2 separate regions of the Homo sapiens genome follow, and region 1 is linked to region 2. Evidence: chromatin contacts called from ENCODE Hi-C or POLR2A ChIA-PET data. All regions are on one chromosome and are shown on one strand. Each heading gives the region's core, a stretch centred on a gene start or an enhancer-like site at or near the end of the contact. The rest is flanking DNA. Distances are from core to core; before and after follow the strand shown. Region 1 holds the start of TAF5L (TATA-box binding protein associated factor 5 like). Region 2 holds the start of LINC01703 (long intergenic non-protein coding RNA 1703).

What was found. Hi-C counts contacts between places; a loop is a spot of excess contacts on that map. ChIA-PET counts read pairs that join two places held with the same protein, here RNA polymerase II (POLR2A).
Region 1: a loop to region 2 is called in a map of uterus, with 12 times the contacts of the local background. The contact joins the promoter of TAF5L here to the promoter of LINC01703 in region 2. A Hi-C loop is called at or near these places in 1 of 168 maps with a recorded cell type or tissue (uterus). POLR2A ChIA-PET finds 5 or more read pairs at or near these places in 1 of 52 experiments (Panc1).

Annotation. Positions count from the first base shown.
Region 1 is chr1:229,624,482-229,627,839 of GRCh38, reverse strand. TAF5L (TATA-box binding protein associated factor 5 like) reads left to right here and starts at 1,718. Exons shown (of 5, transcript NM_014409.4): 1 at 1,718-1,955. URB2 (URB2 ribosome biogenesis homolog) reads right to left here and starts at 1,593. Exons shown (of 10, transcript NM_014777.4): 1 at 1,484-1,593; 2 at 81-219. The coding sequence starts at 206. RefSeq lists enhancers at 1,020-1,099, 2,760-2,809 and silencers at 1,290-1,989, 2,080-2,269.
Region 2 is chr1:226,082,013-226,085,324 of GRCh38, reverse strand. It overlaps LINC01703 (long intergenic non-protein coding RNA 1703), which reads right to left and starts at 1,750. Exons shown (of 4, transcript NR_146920.1): 1 at 1,357-1,750. RefSeq lists silencers at 1,350-1,929, 2,040-2,089 and an enhancer at 1,904-2,771.

The sequences.
Region 1 (3,358 bases), core at 469-2,968, 3.5 Mb before region 2:
ACCAATTGTCAATATCCAAATTATAAAAGTGATAATTATCTTGACAGACTGTAAAAATATGAGTTTCACATTAAACTTACTTGTTCTTTATTTGGAAGAAAGCACTGGTGAGAAATCCAAGCAAAGTGAGCTAGTTTTAGTTTATCTTCCCAGGAAGTTGTCTTGCTTTTAAGCTTAAGGGAAATGCCAGAATAAACAGCAGCCATGGCTAGGCTTTATCTAAAATTTAAAAACAATGGGAAAAAAAATACTATAACAATGTCAGACTGAGCAGGCACCAGAAAACCAACAGTATTGCAGTACTGTATCTTGTTTACCTAATATGTATTCTTTTAAAAGTTTTTAATGAATCAACAGATTTGTCGGGGTAAATCTACATACAAGATGCTTGACTCCAGAATTTTCTGGGGGAAATTCAGACAAAAGCAAGCAAAAGATGGACTGCACACACAGAAGATGGACTATATGTATTCCAGCTATGATCAAACATCACTTCCACAAAGGTGAGTGTTCAGGAATTCAACAAGGCCAAAATCAGTGATTACATTACTTGTGGAAAGAGTCATTCATACATGGTTTCAAATTGAAAGAGGAAAAGATACATAAGCAATATCCGGAGAAAGTAATATGTCTCCAAGTGAAAAAGAAAACCCCAAAGGAATACAGTTATTTCAGCTGCAACAGTAACCTTCCACTAACACTTTTATTCAGTCGTGTATAAATTTACAACGCACATACACTTCAAAAAAGACTCTACAAGAGATACTTGCACAAGGAAAAGACTAAAAATAGAAAACAAAAAACCATGAAATCTCGGGGGTAGCAAACATACCAAACACCTACAGTTACTATTAAACTGGGTAAACTTGGCTTTGAGTTTCCTAAAAGTTATAGTAAAAAGGAACGTTAAGACGTTTTCATTTTAGAAATTAAGTTATCCTTCACTCTACTGCAGAGAACAAGAACGTCAAGTGCTGTCAGTTTTCCTATTTTGTCAAAATGTCCAAAACGAATTCAACGATGCCTGACTTTCTAAGTTCAATACCATAGAACCGCCATCGCGACAGCTACAAAGTGCATAACAGGTGTTTGCTGAACTGGCTACAAAGACAACCGAGATGCTCTCCCCGGCTCCGCCAGAGTTCGGCTCTCCGGGCCTCCAACCGCCCTTACCGGGCAATGCGAAGTCCAGGGCGGACAGCACAGCCCTGCCAGCACTCCCTGCCCAGCAGAAAGAGACCAAGCAACAAGAACCAGGGGAGAGCAGCTAGGAGCCAGGAGGGAGTTCGCCTTCGCGAATGGAGCGTGCCGAAGCCGCTCCAGCCCAGAGTCTGCTGGCGGCACCGGAACTGGGCAGGGTTGGGGGGCCCCCCATCTGGGCCCGGCCTTAGGTAGGGGGATCTCCTCTGGACCAGCCCCGGGTGGGGGGACTCACCTCGGGACCTGGCTGCCCGCAGGGGCTGACCGCAGGTGGGGGACTCACCTCGGGATCCGGCCCGGTAGGGGGCTCAGCTCGAGACAGCTCCGGGTAGACAGGGGAGGACGGCGGCAGCGGCGGCGGCTGCTGTCCCGGTGCGGCGGAGGCCGCTGTACGGGTCCCGCGTCCCCACCACGTGGGACCGGTACCCGCGCTCCTTCCGCCGGACGCCGGCGGCGCAGCGGGGAGGGGCTGCACGCACGCCAGGCGTCGCCAGCCGAGCGCCGAGGCGCCTCGCCCATTGGCGGAGACGGTTGCGCGTTGGAGGCCCGAGCGGCCCAGCCCGCGGCCCGCTCCGTGTCAGTCAGTCATGGAGCGGCCGCCCAGAGCGGCGGCGGGGGCGGCGGGGCGCGGGGCGCGGGGGCCCAGCTGAGCCGGCCGTCGGAGTGAGACCCTGCGGCAGAGACGACGGAGGCGGAAGCAACCCGATCCCGGAGGCGGCGGCGGCGGGGGGAGCCGGAGCCGCCTGGGATGTTCAGTGAGTGCCGGGAGCACGGGCGGGGAGGGCCGGGAGGGTCGCGAGGCGCGCGCGCGCGCGGGCGGGCGGGGGCCGGGGCGGTGGGGCCTCGGCGGGGCGCGCCTTGGCTCCCGCCGGCGGGCGGTGGGGGTGGGGCGCGGGAGGCGGGGCTGGGGGGCGGCGGGCGGCTCTGCGCGGGCGCGACGGCCGCGCCTCCGCCCTCGGCCTCCCGAGTCCCGGGCTGCGGCCGGCGGCGTGGCCTGCAGTCGGCGGCTACACCTGGACTGGCGTCGCGTTCCTGCGCAGGGGTGGGTCCTGCGGGTTGGATGCCGGGCTCGGGGAGGAGGTGGCGGGCGCCCGCGGGGAAGGTATCCCAGTGCCCGACAGCCAAGCAGGGAGCACGGCTCCACAGCTCCTTTGCATGTAGGGGAAAAGGAAATGTCTTTGCGGCGAAGTCGGGATTCAACTTTGCACATGGTGATCGTGCGTGGGTGGGTGTGGAGTCGATCTCCGCGTGTGACACGGGGGAGCCAGAGTTAGACTAGCTGCTGCAGGAGAGTGCTTACCTGCAAGGGTGTCTCTCGGGGCTCGTTGCCTCATGACAGCAAGGTAAGGTTGGTGCGCCCATGGTGTGGGACGGGTTCACCACCTCCAGCTCGCGAAGCTGCCAGGCTTTTGAAAATGTATTCGATAAGGCGTTGGTCCGAAGTGAGTGGATGGTTAGAAACAGTGGTGTCATTTTAGACTTAGCGGAAGTGGAGTGCAGGAACGCTACATGCAGTTCTCCCATCAGTTGTGAAAGTCGTTGTAATGCGGATCTCGCAGTCTTTGTGGTTCTGGGATCAGAAGGTAAGTGCCAGTCCCATGCAGTGTCTGTCTTAAATTACTGTACCTAAACTGACCTTGCAGATTGGAATCTCGGAATGGTGACTCCTGCTAACAAGCAGTTGGGAGCTGTGCTGAGAGGAACATTAAGTGCGGAGCGTGTCTTATATCAGGCGATTCAAGTGTGCCAACACCTGAGTTGGGGATGTAGGGGAGGACACGGAGGCTGTGCCCCAGTTCCTGGTCACAGCTCTACTTGGAAGGGGGAGTAGGAAAGGGAGTTTTGTGCTTAATAGGTTAAATGCATCTGGCCACATCTTTAAACTTTGGAACAGCATAATGTAGTGGATAGAGCTTGGTGACAGTAGACCTAGGATGGAAACCATGTAGCCATCTGCATAACCTCTCTGAACTGTAGTTTCCTCATCTATAAAATGCGATGATAAGGAATAACTTAAACGTGGATTTTTTTTTATCTTTAAGAGACAGGGTGCCTCTATGTTGCCCAGGCCTGGGCTCAAGCAGTCCTCCCGCCTCAGCCTCCCAAAAAACGACCTTTTTAAAGGTACCCAGAAAAAGAATGATGTGTATGAAAATAG
Region 2 (3,312 bases), core at 501-3,000:
ATCTCGGCTCACTGCAACCTCTGCCTCCCCAGTTCAAGCAATTCTCCTGCCTCAGCCTGCCAAGTAGCTAAGATTACAGGCACCTGCCACCACGCCTGGCTAATTTTTGTATTTTTAGTAGAGACGGGTTTTCACCATGGTGGCCAGGCTGGTCTTGAACTCCTGACCTCAGGTGATCCGCCCACCTTGGCCTCCAAAAGTGCTGGGATCACAGGGGTGAGCCACTGTGCCCAGCCCTTGTTTGTTTTTAAGGCAGGATCTCGCTCTGTCACCCAGGTTGGAGTGCAGTGGTGTGATCTCAGCTCACTGTAGCCTCAAACTCTTGAGCAGGTGATCCTCCCAGCTCAGCCACCCAAGTAGCTAGGACTACAGACACACACCACCACACCTGGCTAATTTTTATTTTATTTTATTATTTTGTTTTGTTTGAGACAGGGTCTCGCTTTGTCGCCCAGGCTGGAGTGCAGTGGTGAGATCTCGGCTCACTGCAACCTCTGCCTCCACGGTTCAAGTGATTCTCTTCCCTCAGCCTCCCAAGTAGCTGGGATTATAGGCGCCTGCCACCAAGCCCGGCTAATTTTTGTATTTTTAGTGAGATGGGTTTTCACCATGTTGGCCAGGCTGGTCTCGAACTCCTGACCTCAAGTGATCCACCTGCCTTGGCCTCCTGAAGTGCTAGGATTACAGGTGTGAACCACTGCGCCCAGCCATGCCCGGCTAATTTTTGAATTTTTAGTAGAGACGGGGTTTCACCATCTTGGCCAGGCTCGTCTTGAACTTCTGACCTCGTGATCCACCTGCCTAGGCCTCCCAAATTGCTGGGATTATAGGCGTGAGCCACTGTGCCCGGCCTCACTTTTTTCTTTTCTTTTTCTTTCTTTCTTTTTTGAGACGGAGTCTCGCTCTGTCACCCACGCTGGAGTGCAGTGGTGTGATCTCGGCTCACTGCAACCTCCGCCTCCCGGGTTCAAGTGATTTTCCTGCCTCAGCCTCCTGAGTAGCTGGGGGTTACAGGTGTGCGCCACCACGTCTGGCTAATTTTTGTATTTTTAGTAGAGATGGGTTTTCGCCCTGTTGGCCAGGCTGGTCTCGAACTCCTGGCCTCAACTGAGCCGCCCGCCTTGACCTCCCAAAGTGCTGGATTACAGGCGTGAGCCAACACGCCCGGCCCCTGAGGTCACTTTCGCGGGGCAGAGGGTATGAAGCTGCGGAGAACAGGCTCGAGCGCTGCGGAGCCGGGAATTACTGAGTCCCGCGACGCGCGGGCAGGACTGGCACTGTTTTTTCCAGCTCGCGGGCTCTCAGTTCATAGTATGACATCCCCACCCATCGGCCCGGAGGCTGCTGAGCACTAACCCGATTTGTTTTCCAAAGTGCCACGCTTCACCCACTCGGCAGGATATGCGGCACCTTCAGGGCCGCAGCTGCAGCTCGCGGGCTCCAGGCGTTCGCATGGCTGGGCCAGGCGCTGGAGGCGGCCCTCACCCGTGGGACGGTGCCCCCCAGGCCCCGGGACGGAAAGGAGCTGCGGCGACGGCGGGAGAGGGCCCTACCCCCGGCGAGGCTGAGGCCTCAGGAGCGGACCTCACTGCAGGCAGCCCGGGAGGGAACGGCGGGGGAGTCCCGGGTCGTGGGGGTGACCCAGCCAGGGCTGGCGGAGAAGGGCCCGTAAGGTCGGCAAACCTGGGAGAGCGCGGGTGGCTGGAACCCCCTGTGCAGGCGGCCGCGTGGGGGCGGACCCGGTGGGCGTGGCGAGCTCCGGGGGCGTGGCCTGGGCCTTGGGGCCGCGTCACGTGACAACGACCGAGGCTAGAGGTGCTGTTGGGCGAACGCGAGGCGTCTGAAAGGATCAGTTTCGCGTTTTGGGGAAAGTTCTCTCTGGCACCTGGGGCTGGGGAGGGCGAGCCGGAGGAAGAGAGCCCGGGTGAGGCGGCGATTTCAGAAATGCCTGAAAAGGGAGAAGCCCGCCCCGGAGCCACGACAGTGGGGACGCTGGAGAGATGCTGGGGACCGGCCTCCACGACCTGGGGGGGAGGGGGGAGGGGACGAGCGGCGGGCACCCTGAACCCTTAGTCCTCGAGGCCCTGACAGCGACCCTCCCTCATGCTGCCCCCGAGGAGGAGTTGGAAGGAGCAGCTGGCCCCACGCCCCGTTTCCCGAGACTGCGGGCAGCGCTCCTCAGGAGTGTGTCCGGGGCCGGCTACTTCCTCCACTAAGAGACGAGTCGCCCGGGCCGCAGGAAGGGCCTGGTGCGCGGCCATCTGCTGACCAGTCTGGAGCTAGCGTGGTGGCTTCGGCTGCGCTGACAGTGATGCCACCGAGGTCTCTTACACACCAACAAGCTTCACAGGCCCCTCACCCAGCTAAGCCCGGGCATGGCATGCCTTGAGGGTATCCGAGGCTGTGACATCTTAGCAGAAATCCAAGCTAGCCCTCCCCACCCCCTCCACTCTACCTCCCCTTCACTTGGAATCAGAACTGTTCTATTTCAGCTCCAAATGTGATGATGATGACCAAATAAAATCCACCGTGAATTGAGCCCTCACTGTGTGTGCCCGGCTCTGTGCTAAACATTTGTCATGCGTTCTCTCACATAATCCCCGGACCTCCTACCACTTTCGTTATTTTTGCCTTGCCAGCACTAATTGTAAAACTGAACTCTTATTATTACGATGTTTTAATTGACTCAAATTTAGAGGTGTTATACGAAATCACAGGTTTGATGTGTAATGTTTCTTTTACTAATTCATATACAACATATAGACCTTGCAAATGTTTGAAACTGGCCGGGCGTGGTGGCTCACGCCTGTAATCCCAGCACTTTGGGAGGATGAGGCGGGCGGATCACCTGAGATCAGGCGTTTGGGACCAGCCTGGCCAACATGGCGAAACCCTGTCTCTACTAAACATACAAAAATTAGCCAGGCGTGGTGACACGCACCTGTGGTCCCAGCCACTCGGGAGGCTGAGGCACGAGAATCACTTGAACCCGGGAGGCAGAAGTTGCAGTGAGCCAAGATTGTGCCACTGCACTCCAGCCTGGACAACAGAGCAACTCCGTCTCAAAAACTAAAAATACATACATACACACATTTAACAAATTGGATCGGCCTTTTTTTTTTTTTTTTTTTTGAGACTGAGTTTCGCTCTTGTTGCCCAAGCTAGAGTGCAATGGCGCGATCTCGGCTCACCGCAATTTCCGCCTCCCGGGTTCAAGCGATTCTCCTACCTCAGCCTCCCGAGTAGCTGAGACTACAGGCGCCCGCCACCACGCCCAGCTAATTTTTTGTATTTTTAGTAGACACGGGGTTT